Regions from separate parts of the Homo sapiens genome. Here region 1 is linked to region 2. A link is a loop called in an ENCODE intact Hi-C map of the cell type or tissue named here. Cell type or tissue: prostate gland. All regions are shown on one strand. Links, peaks and the distances in the headings refer to the core of each region. The heading gives the core; the rest is flanking DNA.

Region 1 (8,320 bases), core at 93-8,092, 120 kb after region 2:
ATGCGGGCGTGACTTGGCGGGATGTCGGTGTTTGTGTTTGCATGTGTGTGTGCGTGCGTGCATGCTCAGTCTGGAAAACTGGTGACTCACTAAAACACCGAGCTTTCTGATCTGAAGAGCTTATATTCGGCTATTTTTAGCTCGTCTTGTCTCTTGGCCCTTTTTTTCCCCTTGTCTGTTTTCAAATGTAGAGGAGTCTGGAGACCATGAATGCCGTGTGTGTGTGTCTGCTAATTTAGAGCTTGGGCCCAGAGGTGGGTACCCCTGAAGGTGCAGAGATGAAGGCACGTGGGGTGTATGTGTGTACAGCAGGGACACACTGACACAGACAGGGTGCACATGCTCTTATTCTGGCATGTACACACGCGTACCATGCATACGTGCAAGCAGGAGTGAGGCCAGAAACGTCCCTGGAAACTCCGGCCTACACTCTCTTCACGTGGGTTGGTGTACAGCTACCCACTATGCATACTTCACAAGTATAACTGCCTCCCCACCCCAGCCCCTGCCTCACACGACCCAGGTGGGCACACTCTCATGAGGCACATGGCCACAGGCACAGTCTGGGCCTATCTTGGGGAATGGCCCCAGCCCCTGTGCCTTGTTTCTTCTCTGTTCAGCCACTCTTCCAAAAATTATGACTTCTTCTCAAGAAGGCCTTTCTCTGCTGGTTGGCAATAGGAAACACGAAGTGCCAGCTTCTGCACTTGGCTTCTCCTGGGACTCATTCAGCTGATCCCACCTGCCCACCACCATTGGCCGAGACCGCCTCCCCAGTCCAGTGGTCATCCAGCTACAGGGGGTCTGGCAACTGCTTAGAGAGGCCAGGCAGGGGTCAATGCTGTGTGAGCTCCGTTCCTCTAGCCGGGAGAGAGGGAGAAAGGAGAGCGAGCTCGGATTGCCATCTGCCTAGGTGCAGTGTGGGGCAGGCGGGGAGCGGAGCTCGGACTGCCGTCTGCCTAGGTGCAACGTGGGGCAGGCAGGGAGCGGACAGCACTCTTCAAGGCTCTAGAACGCTGGTGGGTTCCTGGACCTTGACTCTGTGTGACAGGACTGTGTATGCAACCCAGTGTCAAGAGCAGAAATGCGCAAATGCTGCCTATGACCAGTGCCTCAGTGATGCGGCACGCCTGGGAAAGGGCACCCACAGCCTCTCTTTCCACACAGCACACATGCTGTGCACTCACGCACAGCAGCACGTGCCTGCATGCACACACTCTTAGAAGCCTGCGTGAGAGAGAACACGAGCCTTCGTTACTCCAGACACCAAAGCAAGCTCTGAGCTGCATCATCCCTCAAGTCTGCAGTTTAGGCATGGCTCAGAGGCCCCAGCCAAGGCGGCCAAAACCCAGCCATGTGTTGCTCCTTAAGCCATGTCTTCTGCTGAGAGTCTGCGTCAGCCCAGAGGAGGGGCCCTCGGTCTCCCTTGCCTGCCGGGAGGCCCTGTGGTTCCTGGTGTCCAGTGGGCTCAGCGTCACGTCCTGGAAGGAGCCACTACCCGCCTACTGCCCCACTGCATTCCACTCCACACACATTTGGGGATCCAGCGCTCTGTGCAAGGCACTCCATGTCATCATGATGAAGGAGGACCAGCCGGAGTCCCCACCCCCAGACCCCTGCCCCAAGATAGGCTGGCACAGAATAAGATGCCTGCACAATTAGCCATTGCAGGACTCGTCACCCAGGGTGTGTGTGGTCATGAGCCACGCAGAAGGGATAATTCTCTCTTCCTCCTGGGGCCTGGGGGCCTTCACAGAGAACAGGACAGGGGCTTTTGCCTGGGCCCTGAATAATGAACAGATCTCCCCAGGCCAAAGAGGAACTTCTCAGGCAGGGAACTGGCCTGCATGAAGGTGTGGGATTGGGAAGCGTGGACAGGGGCTCGTGGGGAGAAATCAGATCTTGCCAGCAGACAGACTGGAGCTCAAGCCTGCCTGACTTGCCTCCGGTTCTGTGGCTCTTGCCTGAAGGAGAAGTGATTTTGAATTATCTACCTCTCTTCTTACCCCACATGGAAGGAAAAAGTCTTTTTATCTTGAAAGATCTGGACTCCTTCTGCCTTCTGAGCATCTGTAAGATGGAGATACTAATAGGGCCTTCCCTATAGAGATATTTTGAAGATTAAATGAGAGACCTCATGGAAAGCTGTTAGCACAGAGCTGAGTAAGTAAGCATTGTCATTAGTTATTATTATCCTATTTTATAGGCTACCACAGTGATTCTCAACCGATTTTACCCCTCAGAGGTCATTTGGCAATGGCTGGAGACATGTTTGGTTGTCACAACTTGCAGGAGTGGGAGGGAGGCTGCTCCCCGCCCCTGGTGGGTAGGGCCAGGGTGCTGCTAAGCACCCACCATGCACAGGGCAGCCCCCACAGCAGAGCAGAGCCCCCCCAGAATGCAGAGAGCACAGAGGCTGAGAAGGCCTGGGCTGGGGGGTTTCACCTTCTCCTGAAGACAGTGCGGTGACCACGATTTTCAAGCAGGGAATGACATCATAAAATCTAAGTTTCAGAAAGAAAAATCTGGCAACATTGTGACATGTCTAGAAAGCTCAGCCAGGGGCACTGCAGACCTGCAGATGAGACCGGGGGGAAGGAGGGCTGGGTCTGCAGCAAGACCAGGAGGCCGCACATTGGCAAGAAGAGAGCAGGAGAACCTGCTGAGGGCTAGAGGAAGGAAGGGACAGGCCTGGGGCCACTGGAGGACCCTAAAGTTTCCAGCGCATGGACCTGAGCAGATGGTAGTGCCGCCTTTCAACAGCATAGGAAGAAAAGACTCCATTTGGGAACTGTGTCCTCCAGGGCCCAGGTTGGGGGAAGCTCCTCCACCAACCTGTACGTGAGCCATGCCCCTCCAGTCCATCTGCTCCCACTCAAGGGGGGACCACCCTTCAAGAGACCCTCACCCAGCCCATCAGTGCCCAAGAGAGGCAGGCATCCAACTGCACCATCTCCCTCTCCTTCCCCATGCAGCTCCCTCTGAATGATGATCAGTGAGGCCCTGCAAGACAGCCTCCCGAGGCCGAGCCACCGAGCTACAGGACGAAGATGATCTTTCTGGGCTCCTGATGTCCAGACCCTGTCTTGTCTTTCAGCATGTTCAGAATACCTGTGGCTGCTGTGGGCAGAGAGGAGGTACCGGGGAAGTCCTGGCAGACTTATCTATCGGCAGAGAGACTGAGTCTCCATGCCACCCCAATTCCCCCTGCCCTTTTGACTGAGCTCTGAACACAAGTTAGAGGAGCTGGGGGAAAGCTCCAAGCAGTCAATACATCAACCAGTGAGCACGTGACATGTCCTGTCTCGTGCTCAGCGCTGGGGAGGACATCCCCACAAATATCACAGCTCAAATTCACTGGTTGGGAAGGCAAGACTCACAGGCAGAGAAGAGTCAAAAAACTATTAAAGAGGCCCCTGGCATAGTCTGAGGAGCCCTGGATAGAGGTAAGACCAGAGTTCTATCCCCAGGCCTCAGGCCTGAAGCAGGTCCCTGTACTTCCAAAAGCTCCAGCTACACCAAGTTATAGACAACTTCTCATGGCCTGGATTGTGGATGGCAGTGGCGCATCTGATTGATGGGTACTGATGCCTGGAGCACTGTGCTGAGGAGGAATCCGAGGCAGCAGCAAGTTTAGTAGGACTGTGATGGCCAACCGGCGAGGCGAGCGGTAGGTGCCACCGGGATGTCATGGGGATGTACCTCCTGCTTATTAACCCTTCTGGTTAAGAGCAACTGACTGGAGCCATTTCTAAGGACTCCTCCAGCTCCCAAATGGGATAATTCTATGATGGAAACGTTACATTTCAAGGCACTGGCTGGAGCAGAATAAGGCAAAGCAGGAAGAGATCTGCATGGGTTGGGCTGATCAGGGAAGGCTTTGGGAAGGAGGCGGCACTTTAGTGCGGCCTCAAGGTGGGGGAGTGTGAGTAGCTGTACCGGAGGTGGGAGGACGTTTATGTGCATAAAACTGGGGCTGAGCATGGGCTGTTCTTGGTACAGGAGGGAGGCGGCTAGCATCGCTGGAATGCGTTGTCTGTGTTTGGGGCAAGTATGATTACATATGGGAGAGCACACTGCCTGAGAGCTTCCCACATTGAAGCCACAAGCAAAGATGACGTTCCATGCATGCTGGCTTCCAGTCCTCACAGCTCGTCTTCAAGGCAAATGCTCTTCCCAGCCTTCCCTAGCATTCTGTGACTTGCTCAGGGCTACCGCTGGCAGGTGCGAATCCTGCATTCAGCCTGGGCAGTGCGGTTCTGATGGCTTCGGGCATAACTTCTCTGCTCTGGTGCCTTCTCTACTCTTAGAAGCTGACCAGTAAGGAAACCCAGCAATGCAGTTGAGACACCATGGCCGGATCTGTGGATTCTAGGGACCAGGAAGAGGCAGGAACAGCTGTAGACTGAGGAAGGAGGGCCTTGCTTGAGCCATCAGTCACACAAACAGATCCAAGCAAAGAACAGGGCAAGGTGGACACAGATCAAAGATGGGCACTAAATGCCACTGGGTTAGGGCTTGCTTTAGACCCCCCCAAGTCCTACATAATCTACTGGAAACAACAAAAAGTGTCCCAACCCTCTGGGAATAGGCAAGAAGGTGTGGGAGGTCATGAAATTCCAGGGACGTGGGGCTCAGCCTGTGAGGATGGGAATAGAGCCTGCCATGGTCTTAACACCAGCCCAGAGGCAGAAGGCAACTGTCTAAATAAAGATCTCATTTCAGACAAAGCTTAACCCTGCCTTTGCCCAGGCCCGCAGCCTCCAGCTGTCTCCACGCTGTCCCTGCCTGGCACCTGGTGGTGCGCTGGGGAACTTTCTCCCTCCTTCACAGCCCTCTCTCCTTCCTTTCTCCTTACTGGGTTCACAGACAGCTCCAGCCTCCACTCAGCTTGGCCTCTCAGTTCGACGGCACGCAGAAGATGCTGCTGTGCGCCGCCCTGCCCCAGGCTCCTGAGCAGGGGAAGGTGCTGTCGTGCGCCGCCCTGCCCCAGGCTCCTGAGCAGGGGAAGGTGCTGTCGTGCGCCGCCCTGCCCCAGGCTCCTGAGCAGGGGAAGGTGCTGTGTCTCGTCTTGCTTTCTTCACCTCTCCCACCACCCTGGTCCCCACCCATCCGGGGATGGATCCGAAACCAGCCCGGGTATGAAACTCTCCGGCCTCTCTCCCAAACATCCTCGTGCCCCTGCTCCCCTTGCTCTGGTCCCACTCCATCTCAAGCCCCCTCTGCAGTCCTCCCTTCTGGTTTCTCCCTCTGGCCTCCGGGAGGCCTCTGGTGCCCGCACAACTTCCTGGCATTGAGGAAGGACCAGAGCTGTAACGTGGGGCTGGAAGGTCCCAGAACCACCAGCTAGTCCTGCCCTGCCAGCCTCTCCTTGTTAAGCTCTCCCTCCTGCTGTTCAGTCTATGCTCGACGACTAGAGGCCTGATTTTGAAACTCTCTTTTGGGGCCACTGGGTCAGGCCAGCCCTCCTCACTGTCAGGAAATGTATCCTCATTTCTTACCTTAATTTCTCAACCGCAGCCGTTCTTTCTTGCTCTGAGAAGTCACCCGGCGTGATGCTGCGGCCATGCTACTCCTCAGCGCTCTGCTTCCCAACCAAAACAATGCTCCTTCTCATCTTTTCCAAAGCTTCCGGCCCCAGCAGTTCTCGGACCTGGGGTAGTTTCCTCCCCGCAAGTAACAAAGGAGGACAAGCCCCAGCTTCTCTAAGATGCCTTCAGCTGCCTGGAAGAGGCCTGTGGAAGGCCCTGCAACTCTCCGCAGACCTCTGGGCATTGCTGCTGCTTCTCAGTGCCCCTCGTCCCCTCAGCCAGGTGAGTCACCATCATCCTCGCTCCTCCCAGACCCGAAACCTCTCCTCTCCCATCCTTCCTTCTCTTTGTATCTCTTTCCGTTTAAACACGCGAACGAACGCGTGTCCACACACGCATATCATTTCGGGCCCTATCTGGAGCTGTCATTGACAGAACTCAAATTGTGATAGGCAAATTGGCTTCAATGTCAGAGACAGGAAACCCAGTATGCATCTCCCGGTGCCTGGAGAGCGAGGAGATAAGAGAGCAGAGATGGGCTGCCTCGGCCAGCAGCACCGGAGCAGGGACGGTAGCCAGGGAAGCAGGTCTTCTGCGGCTCCGGCTCAGGCACCAGAGTCCTGAGTGCTGGGGACCCTGGCTTGATTCTTACCCCCAGCGTGATGTGGGATAACAAAAGGAGGATGGAGCACCTCCGAGATGCACTGAGCCCTTCCCGAGGGCTTCTCTAAGACAACCCAAGTTCTTTCCTAGCGGGAATCAGACATCTACAGCAGGGACCCTTAGCCCCCAGATGCCACATCCTACATGTAGGGCCGGTCACTGCCCTGGCAGTTAGGAGGGGACGGGTGAGAGCTGCTGCCGAAAAGAGGAGCAGCCGTTCCAATGCCATCATACCTCTGCTTGTCCCCGTTACATAAAGCTCCAGCTGACTTGGCGTAATGACTAAGAAAACTTTCCAAACTTTCCGAAGACAGTTGGTGATCCTCTACCCTCCCGGTGACTGGTGAGAACTACCCCCACAGAGAGCCAGCAGAGAGGAAGGCTCCCAGCTCCGGGCCCTGACTCATCACACACACAAACACTCCCCAGCACTCTTTCCCAAAACAGTTCCCCTCCCACCCATCCACCCTCCTACCGGGGCTGGGTGACAAAAATGAACGCCCCAGAGATCTTGCCAAGTTCTGGGCCACGCTCAGCCCAGGGAACACGCAATTCCCCGTAGAATGGGAGGAGCAGGCCCCGCCCCCTCTGGAAGCAAACAATGTCCATTGGAAGGAAACGACCACCTGACTCTACAATGATCACTGTACTGTTTTCCAAATACCTTGGACCACTCTCCCCCAAGAAAGAGTTCAAAGCTCTATAATCATAAAATATTAGAGCTTAAGGCAATCTTAAAGGTCATCTGTAGCGCCTCTCCCCTTCCCTGCTTCCATGCATCTACACGTGGATTCATTTCTTTATCTATCTGTTCATCAGATAGCCACTCAGTTCCTACAGTTTGCCCATGTGCAACGCACGCACTGGAGGCCTCACAGACGCACTGTCTCCTCAAGGCGCTTGTCATCTAGTGGGTGAGAAAGCAAGTGACAAGGCGTTGGAATAAGTAGGACAGGCACTGTGGTAGGAAGAGTGCATGTTCTAGAAGCACCGAGAGGGCACGTCACCCCCACCTTGGGGTAGTGGGGGGAATTCATGGAGACTTACTGGGAGATATTATATATATCTATGTATATGTACATAATAAATATAAAAATGTATTATAAGTAAATATATAAAATATAAACAAAAATATAAAATATATAAATATATATTATATAAAATATACATATATATTTTTTGAGACAGAGTTGGGCTGGAGTGCAGTGGCACAATCTCGGCTCACTGCAACCTCTGCCTCCTGGATTCACGCAATTCTCATGCTTCAGCCTCCTCAGTAGCTGGGACTACAGGCACACACCACCACGCCCAGCTAATTTTTGTATTTTTAGTTGAGATGGGGTTTTGCTGTGTTGACCAGGTTGATCTCGAACTCCTGGCCTCAAGTGATCTGCCTGTCTCAGCCTCCCAAAGTGCTGGGATGACAGGCATGAGCCACTGTGCCCAGCCTGGGAAAAATTATATTTAAGTTGAGCTATAAAAAATAAGGAAATTCCTTTTCAATCAATAAGAGGTCTGCTCATCACTCAGTACGGCTAAAGCATAGTGTCAGGCACACTGCATGATGATGAATCGAATGTAGTGTCCACACATAGAGTTTAACGCCTAGTGAGGGACATACAGTAAAGGTACGCATGACTAGAATATTCTATGCTCCCAATAGAAAGAAAAATGTTCAGGGATGGCCATCCCAAGTGCCCTGACTTAATCATCACACATTATATACATGGATCAGAATATCACATGGTCCCCAAAATATCTACGATGTATGAAAAAACCAGAATATACCTCGAAGCACCAGATAATGCTCCTAAAAGAAGGATCTGTGGAGTCCCAGGGAGGGTTTCAGAGAGGATGAGGGAAGTTCCCAGCTGGAAAGACTTGCAAAAGCCCCATGGAAGAAATCTGAGTTCACCTTCAGGATGGCTAGGATTTAAAGGCACAGAGGGAGAAAGAAGGGCATTCTGAGCAAAAGCCATGCTACCAGCAAAGTGGAAGAACCAGTGCCGTCTGGGGGAAGAAGGATACACCAGTCTGACCGAGGCACACGACAGGCAGTCGGGGCAGACGCGGCGTGAACACAGGCAAAGTCTGAGGACGCTCTGAAATTGAAAGCCAGGCCCTGC
Region 2 (8,320 bases), core at 209-8,208:
CTTGCGCTGCTTGTTGACAAAGCAGGCAGCCAGGGTGCTGAACAGGATGGCAGCTGCCAAGAAGCAGATGGTAGCTACGATTCCCGCCAGCACAGGCCGCGCCAGCCCATCCTCGGTCAGGTCCGGCTGCGGGAAGATGTCTGCAGGGAGGGTGGGGAGCACTCATGAGCCCATCCTTCCCCGGGACCTCACCTGCTCCGACCTTCAGTCCCCAAGTGTTTCACCCTGCCTTTGTAGAACAGACAGTGTCAAGGCTCGGGCTCCAAGCTGAACTCTAGCACTGAAGAGGTTTGGATGGCGTCACGAAGAGGAAGAAGAGAGGAGAGTCTACAGAAGTCAATCTCTCCAAAGGGTGTAAAGAAGAAAACATCTATGCCTGTCCCCATGGGGATAATGACTTCAAGAGTAATCTATACTTATCTAGGGTTTTGCCTTCTGCAAAGCACCTTCATGCACGTTATCAGCTCTTCTCATGTTAACCCCATGAGCTACACAGAGCACACATACTGTTCTCATTCTCTAAATGAAAGAGCTCTGATCCACTGGGTTAGAGAGACCCGCTTACGTGGATATTGCCATCAGTGCCCAAACCAGAACGCAGCTGCCTGCTCCCAGTCTGGGATTTCCTGCCTCACACCAGTGTCTCTACAAAAGGAGAGCCCAGGTGTGAAGGCAACTTGAGGATAAAATACGACTGCAGGAAGAGGGATTATTACTACAAAATTCAGATCCTCTCCCCTTCTAGTACAGGCATGCAACGTCCTGAAGATTCGCATCCTGGTCATCTCAGGTACGGAAGTACCCTAGAGCTGGCAGGGACAGCAGAGATGGAGCCAAATCTCTCGTTTCACCATAAGGAGCTGAACGTCCTCCTTTCCTGCCCAAGTCTACAGAGCTCGTTATGACCGAGCCAAGACTAGACACCAGCCTACCATCTTATACTCATAGGAAAGTTGTGTCGGTAAGTGCCACTGCTTAGGTTCAGCAAAGGCAGAATCGATAGATTGTAACGTATTTGGCCAGAATTCATTGCTGCATCGATAATAATAATGGATAAAAATAATCCAGATGATGCTGATTGTCTGAGGGGAAAATGAAAGCTACAGCCTTTGGAAATGGGGGACCTAATACAGGGAATGCTGAGGCTGCTGCCTCCTCCTTCCCCTGTGTGGAAGTGTCTGACGAGGCACATTTCCTGCCAGGAGCTGGCATAGAGCTACTGAGCACAGAATGGTCAGGGGTGGGCCCACACAACACCCCTTCTTCAGCTCCAGCCTTGGATGCAAGCTCTCATCCCTGTTCCTCCAACTCTGAGTCTATTCCCCACAGAGAAGTCAAGAAAGACTGTGGGTTCTGCTACCTGTAGGACACAACCTTTTTTTTTTAAAGCCCATTGATGCCTAATGTATAAAGCAGAAATTGCACTCCACACCTGCCCCTGCTCTCGTGCTCCCTGCAGTGTGCCCACACCAGCACTTCCCCAACTCTACAAGTCCTGCTGCATGAGCTCCTCAGACGAGGTCACTGTCACCTGGTCCCAGGGGACTCTGGGTGAGCGGTGCCCAAGGAAATGATGCCATCACTTGCTTATAAGCAAGAGCCTTTTCCCATACCAAGGACACCCCTTCACTGGCGGAGGAACCTGCTATGTCTCAGGAACTATAGCTGGAGAGAAGATGTGTAGAAATGGGACCAGGGCCAAGAGAAAGAAAGATAAATGGAGAAAATGCTAGGGAATTGGCTTTATTTAGCCTTAAAAATCTAGAGAGAGGAAGGAAGGGAGGAAAACACCAAACAACAATTTTCCAAATAAAACCCACATAATTATAAAGAAGTCTATCACAAGCATTTGATAAACATGGTTGACCTGTTGTTTCCTCCGATTCACAGCCCCTCCCCGACAAGAGGAAACTGAAAATGTACAGCAAATAGCACTTCAATCAAGTCCTTTTTGACTACTATAATGAGAAGATTAGTTGAATTTCTTTCTGTGGCTGTCTTATACAAGTGTCAGAAACTCAGCTTCTGAGCTTCACGAAATAGCATGCATCATGGAAATATGGGTCTGGTGGGCTTAAGAAAGGCTATGACTCACGCAGCTGCAACCAGGCACTGCCTTAGTTTCCAATCCAGCTTCTCCTCGTGGAGTAGCCATTTCACAAAATGACCCCCATGCAGCTCTGGGGCTTATGTCCCTATAGTTGCAAGAGCACCCTCAACCCAAAATACCTGTGCTGGAGACGCCGGCGATGTTGCTGGGCTCGCTGATCAGATCCTGCATGACGGCCAGAACCCGGAACTCATACCACGTGTCCTGCAGCCCCAGGGACAATACCCAGTCAGCCGAGGGACCTGAGATGACCACTGTCCCCTCACACACTCATCCTGCACACAGCCTTGCAAAGGGCAGGGCACCCAAAGCACAGGAGGACTGCTAAGTGTCTAATGCTAAGCGATGGTAGCACTGGCCAATTGCTGTGGTGTAAACACTCTTACAATGGCTGACTTCAAGCTACGAACGTGAGGTCACCGAAAGCGTTGGGAAGAGATATGTACAACAGGCTCTCCAGGGCCACTGGGAGCCGACTCCAGCAACCACTATTGATAAATAAGTGTCCAGGAAGGAAGACAGAAAGATAGATGAGACTGTATCTTAGGAAACCAGCTGCTTCCTCTCCCCAGCTAGATATCCAAGTTTAACGGAGCTACTGGAAAAAGAGATAATGCACTTTCTTCCAGGAGCTCTAAATTACTGGAGAAGGGGTTCTTCCCTGGACACACCTAGAAGAGAATTCTTCTTGGAACTTCTCTGCCCACCCCAGGTTAGGCTCAGCAAGGGCTGGGGTCAGTGCTCTGATTACGCCTGCTGGCCTCTCAGCCTGCCCTGCCCAGCTTGTAGCGGTGCCGGGACCCTCAGTAGAACACAGGTCCCCGCTGCCCCAGAGCTGGCCCCGAGCCTGTGGGCCATGATCTGAGGAGTCCAGGCCTTGGTAGCGAGTCTGGGAGAATCCAGGACCAGTGGTGAGGAGGTACAGGATGTGGCTGGCCTCACACACCCAAAGTTGGTCACTCAAAGCTTCCAGTGCCTCTAGAGTCTTGTCGCTTCCCGGATTTGGGAAGCAGCAGCAAGGAAGAGCAAAGCCCTCACCTGTGACAGATCCTTGGCAAAGAACTCTCCTTCGGTGCCGGGGATGCCATCGTCGAGCAACTCCCAGCGCTCTGCGACACGGAACTCCATGATGTAGCGGTCGATGGGAAAGCTGTGGTTGGCAGGCGGAAGCCAGGACAGGAGCACACCCTGCTGAGTCCGATTGGCTATGAGGCACCTCGGTGGGGTGACCAGCACCAGGGGTTCTGGAGTTGTAATAGGGAATGCTGCGGCGGGGGAAGGAGAAGAACCACAGCGCATCAGCGAGGCCCAGGGCAGCCACCGCACCCCCCACACTCCTGTGCACATGTCAGGGCCCAGAGGGAAGCAGAGTCAGGGCCCGGGGCCCAGGGCTTCAGGGTTCTGCCTTCAGAGTACGTCTAAACATACATGAGGGAATCGTGTACTGCAAAAGGGAAGAGAAATGGGAACTATGGGGAAGGAGGAATAATTAAATGTCATCAAAGTATCTCCTGTGCTCTTCCAGGGAGCTAGGGATATCTTCTTTCTCACAGCACAGCAGTCACTCTTTCCATTCCCTTCTTGGCCGGGGTTTGGGGGTCAACACAAGGCCCCACAGAGGTGCCAAGGACTGGGGGTGAGCATCCCAGACTGCTGTCCACCTTGGCGGCCGCTCAGGAGCGGATTCTGGGAAAGGGGCTGGAGTCGCGCCACCTACACCACCTAGGAAAAGCCTGTTCACAGTGGCCCTTTCTCTGGCTCCAGAGCAGAGCAAACACAACTGTGGCCAGGCAGGGAGGAGTATGAGGCTGCCTCCAGGAAGGTGGCCTGGAAGACTCTGCAGCGGGAGGCAGCCACATGCCTACCGCCCAGTGACGCTGGGGCCAGAGGCCAGAACCGGCAGGCGCTGCCAAGGAGGGAGGATGCCCAATCTCCCCTGAAAGCAAACATGTGGCCTGACAAGGAAAGAGAAAATTCTAAGTGTCTTTCTTCCACCTGAAAAAGCAACAGGAATTCGGCCAATGGCACTCTGATGCAGGACCAGCAAACCCCACAGAGACCACAACAAATCCTCACGGGGAGATCAGATGGCACGGCTCTGTGGAGCACTCAGCAAGGTACCGGCACACAGGAGGCCGACTGCTATAGCTGCCTGGGCCACCGCCCCCACCACCTCTACAACCCCCGCTCCCAACATCCCACCCCGGGCCCTCACCTAAAGTGTTCACAGTGACCACCTCACTGAAGGCGCTGGTTCCCAGCTTGTTCTGGGCCAGGACGCTGAACTGGTACGCTGTCTCAGGCTCCAGGGTGTCCACCAGCAGCCAGCTGGGTCCTGGCGGCACTGGCAAGGACAGCCAGTCATGGGGCCCAAACTGTGCCCGCTTCATCCTGGCCAAAAGAGAGAGACAGGATAGGGGACGAGGGGCGGGGTGGGTCACACTGGAGAGAAGAGGGTGCATGCAGGGTGCTCAGGGAGAAGGCACTGGTGGGCCTGGCGTTCCTAGGTTCAAGGGCAAGAAGAGGGCATGGCCCAGAGTGGATGCCCTGCCCAGCTTTGGCTGTGCCAATCCTCCTGATGCTGGGTCACCAACCACAGCTGGCATCTTTTCTACCAAAGGGGCCTTTAGGTGCAAGTCGTGCTCAGGACACTGGTCAGATGGATTACCAGCTGCATTGTGGGAGAATCCCACCCTGGTCACAACCCTAAGAACAAGCTCTGCCTTGGGAGAGTAAGGCTCTGGGGTATGGGGATAAGCGGCTCAACAGTGGCAGGATGAGGGAAGGAGCCCAGGACCTGGCTGCACACACCCCCAGGGACAGCTGAAGTAGGGCCTCGGGTAACCCACAGGGCTCATTCATCCAATCAGACTGGAGTCACCTGAGATGTCCAGGGTATAAGACCATAATGACCAGGGGTTTCCCCACAGTGGGGCCAGGATCCCTAAGGCCGTAAGGGTTGGAAGAAGGTCACGCTATGCATGGAGAGTAGGAAGACGGGCCGAGGGTGTTCCCTTGTTCCACAGGCTCCCAACTCCCAGCAAAGCCGGAGGGCTATGGGTGCAGTGCTGCCACGTCACCACAGGGAGGAGACATGGTCCTGTGGGACTGGCCCTCTCCTTGCAGCCCTGAGCTGTAACCTGGTGGGTGCCCTCCAGGATCCACTCCCGGGTCCCGGCTCACTACCGTGCACGCCCAGGAGGGTGAGATGAGGCAGCGGAAAGCAGTACAAAAAGAAGCCGGCGCCAAACGTCGGAGTCAGTGCACAGAGTTAGAGGCAGGCAGAAAGAAAGGAGACCTCCCCAACCTCGGCCCCGCCCTTCCCTGGCCCAGGCAACAAAGCAGCGAGGAGCCACGTGTGGAAAAGCAGTGCAGATGAGCAGCAGCGTGGAGCAGCAGCGTGAAGCAGCACCGCAAGCAGCAGGGGAGCCCCAATCTACACCTGAGCCCCCCATCGTATGCCCAGACCTCCCACCCAGGCATCTCCAAAGACAGCTTGACCACACCAAATGTCCCACCCTGGACACCTAGGCGCTGAGCAGCACCGGTCTCCCAGCAGCCACCGGGCAGGCTGGTTAGGGCCCCCACGCTGCTGCGGGAGGAACAGAGTAAGGGGACGGGAGGTGAGCTGCGGCAACTCCCATCATCCAGGTGCAGTTCTCCAATCAGAATCAAGACACCCAGGACACTCCGCCCGGGAAGCAGCCACCGAACCACCATGATGGGAGACAGAGCGGGTGCCCCTCTCAACTTCCCTCGCTGCTGAGAAGTGGATAAAGGGGTCTCCCTGAACCCCCTGAGCTGCCCCAGGTGCCTGCCTTTTCCCCCTCCCCTCGAGCTCCCCCTCCTCGAGTTGAGCCTGGCTAGAGAGACACCTGCAGGTGAGACAGGTCTAAAAGAAGGCACTGAGGGGCTCGCCCTCCCAGCTCAAGGTTGTCACCCCCGGGGCAGGGCAGGTGGCTGCCACTCTTACTCAAACAGGAGTGTAGGGAGGGGCAGCCCTTGGGGGTGGGAGGAGTCAGCTAGGCTTCCTTCTCCTCCCTTCCTGTGCCTCCTGCCCTCACCCCGCTTGGCACATTTTTGAGATCTGTATCTACCCTAAGGTTTGCGCAAAGACCTCATATGACTGCATCTGGCTAAACTGACAACAGAGGAATGAAAACAATCGAGAAACACATGGTCCTAGAGAGAAAATGCAGGGGCTGACCCCAAGGCTGGGAAGTGAGCATCACCTCTCCACACCAGTTTCTGTGGCCTCTGGGGAAAAGACAGAATAAAAACTAGACTACAGGAGGTGGGGAGGGTGAACACGTACAAATCATAGTGAGAAAGAACCAGTAAGACCTGGTGTTTGCCAGCACAACAGGATTACAAGCAACAATAATGTATCATACATTCTTAAACCACTATGAGTATAATTGGATTGTTGGAACACAAAGGACAAATGTTTGAGGGGTGGATACCCCTTTACCCTGATGCGATTATTACACACTGCATGCCTATATCAAAATATCTCACGTACCCCATACCTACAAACGTATGTACCATGTACCCACAAAAATTACAAATACAAAAATACAAAAAAAATTAGTCTAAAAACTAGACTCTACACTTAAGGCTGGGCAATTTCACAAAGCCCTTGAAGGGCAGGAGTCTCTTCCAGGCTCCAGAGGAATCCAGAGGATGAAGCAGGACGCAAAACGAGGCAGCACGTGAGCAGGGAGAGGGCACAGAGAGGCCCAGACCCCTCAGGCCACAGGGACACAGCCATGCCCAGAGTCCCTTCAGACCCCTCCCGTCACCCACAAGGACCTCATCACTGTCTCAACCCACCTCAGTCTGTGCAGGGCTGGCAGGCCAGGAACTGCAGCCTCCTCCTACCTCCCCCCACCCGGGGTAGCCTGCAGGAAGACCGGGGAGGGGAGAAGCAGAGAGCAAAGCATGCCGGGGTGACTCACAGAGGTCCGTACCAAACTGAGAATGTCTGCTCGTAGCCTCCATCATAGCCTGGTTCCCAGGACACGTTGGCAGTTGTCATGGAGACCTGGACCCGGACACTGCCCGGGGCATGGGGGCTGGTGCCTGGAGATCAAGTGGAGACCTCTCAGACTGAAAAGAACTCAGCCACGTGGCTGGGTGCCCACCGTCTGGCTGTGGGGAACCTGAGAGGCTGAAGCGCATGGCAGCGGAGCACAATACTGCAAGTGAAGGGATGGGGGCGACGGGGATGCTCTCAGGCGCCGACTCCCCTGACCCTGCTTGTTAGTGGGGTTGGAGCAGGAAGCCTGTCCCACTGTGCGGTCTAGTCCAACTAGGAGATCACATAGCATCAGGAATGGGTCCAACAGAAACCAGAGCCCTCCTCGTCCTGGCCCAAATCCTGTGCTTCTCTGGTGAGCACAGAAACACTCTCTCCTAAGGCGGCAGGCACAGCCACAGAGCCCCTCCCGTAAGGTTCTCTGGCCTCAGAAGACAACTCCGTCCCACCCCAATGCTGGCATGTGGGCAGCACAGCACAGCAGTTAGGAGCCCCATCCTGGCTTCGATTCCCGGACCCACTACTTCTTAGCGATGTGACGCCGGAGAAAGCATTCGGGCCACGGCAACCTCTGCTTCGAGGAACCTACACTAGAGAAACCCCAGCTCGCACCTCCCGAGTTGTGAAGGACGAGCTGTGCAGACCACTTGGAACAGAACCTAAAACTGGTGGTAAAGGCTCCAAAAGCATTGGCTGTGACTGTGATTATAGCCGTCAGGACCCAGAAGGACAGGCTGAGAGGGCCCAGGCGAAGGTCCTGGGACACGCGCTTCGGGCAATCGGAAACGGGAACGCCCAGACACAGAACCCCAGAAACTTCCTCCTGCCCAGCCTCCGCACGCCAGGCCTGGCCTGCAGGTCTCAGCTCTGCCCTCATCTGAGATGCTGCACAGTCCCCGTCTCCCTCATTCCAGCCCTCCAGCTCTCCCTAAGGCCCTTAAACTCAAGGCTCTGCAGTCCCTGCCAGCCACACAGCCGCCTCTTTCCCTCAGGTGGGCTGCTGTGGACATCAGGCCTGTCCCCAGAAAGACCTCCCTGAGGACAGGAGCCACGCTGCCCTTCCCCGACAGAGCCCACGGGGGCAAAGGCTGCCGGTGCTGGACGCGGAGTTCAGGGCTGCACTGACTTAGGAAGGGAGCCCGCAGAGTGCAGCGGCCACCAGGGGACGCTCC

The links. Peaks named below come from ENCODE experiments on the same cell type or tissue, not always from the same donor. Only the 100,000 strongest peaks of a DNase experiment are listed, where the experiment ranks them.
Region 1: a loop joins it to region 2, with 8 times the contacts of the local background. A loop is called at or near these places in 65 of 110 quality-filtered maps.

Annotation. Positions count from the first base shown.
Region 1 is chr11:134,041,133-134,049,452 of GRCh38, forward strand. LINC02731 (long intergenic non-protein coding RNA 2731) reads left to right here. Exons shown (of 3, transcript NR_027276.1): 3 at 1-209. Among named protein-coding and RNA genes, the nearest start is that of LINC02731, 13 kb to the left of the region's middle. RefSeq lists enhancers at 4,483-4,983, 4,984-5,484, 5,333-6,532. In prostate gland, for the core only: a CTCF peak has its summit at 4,792 (motif pointing left); DNase peaks (open chromatin) are centred at 4,779 and 6,624; H3K27ac peaks cover 554 bases.
Region 2 is chr11:133,922,591-133,930,910 of GRCh38, forward strand. IGSF9B (immunoglobulin superfamily member 9B) reads right to left here. Exons shown (of 20, transcript NM_001277285.4): 12 at 7,081-7,192; 13 at 4,326-4,501; 14 at 3,149-3,375; 15 at 2,230-2,314; 16 at 1-140. Among named protein-coding and RNA genes, the nearest start is that of MIR4697, 28 kb to the left of the region's middle. RefSeq lists a silencer at 5,014-5,103 and enhancers at 7,904-8,320, 8,144-8,320, 8,224-8,320. In prostate gland, for the core only: a CTCF peak has its summit at 5,195; DNase peaks (open chromatin) are centred at 5,191, 5,763 and 6,151; H3K4me3 peaks cover 683 bases; H3K27ac peaks cover 1,168 bases.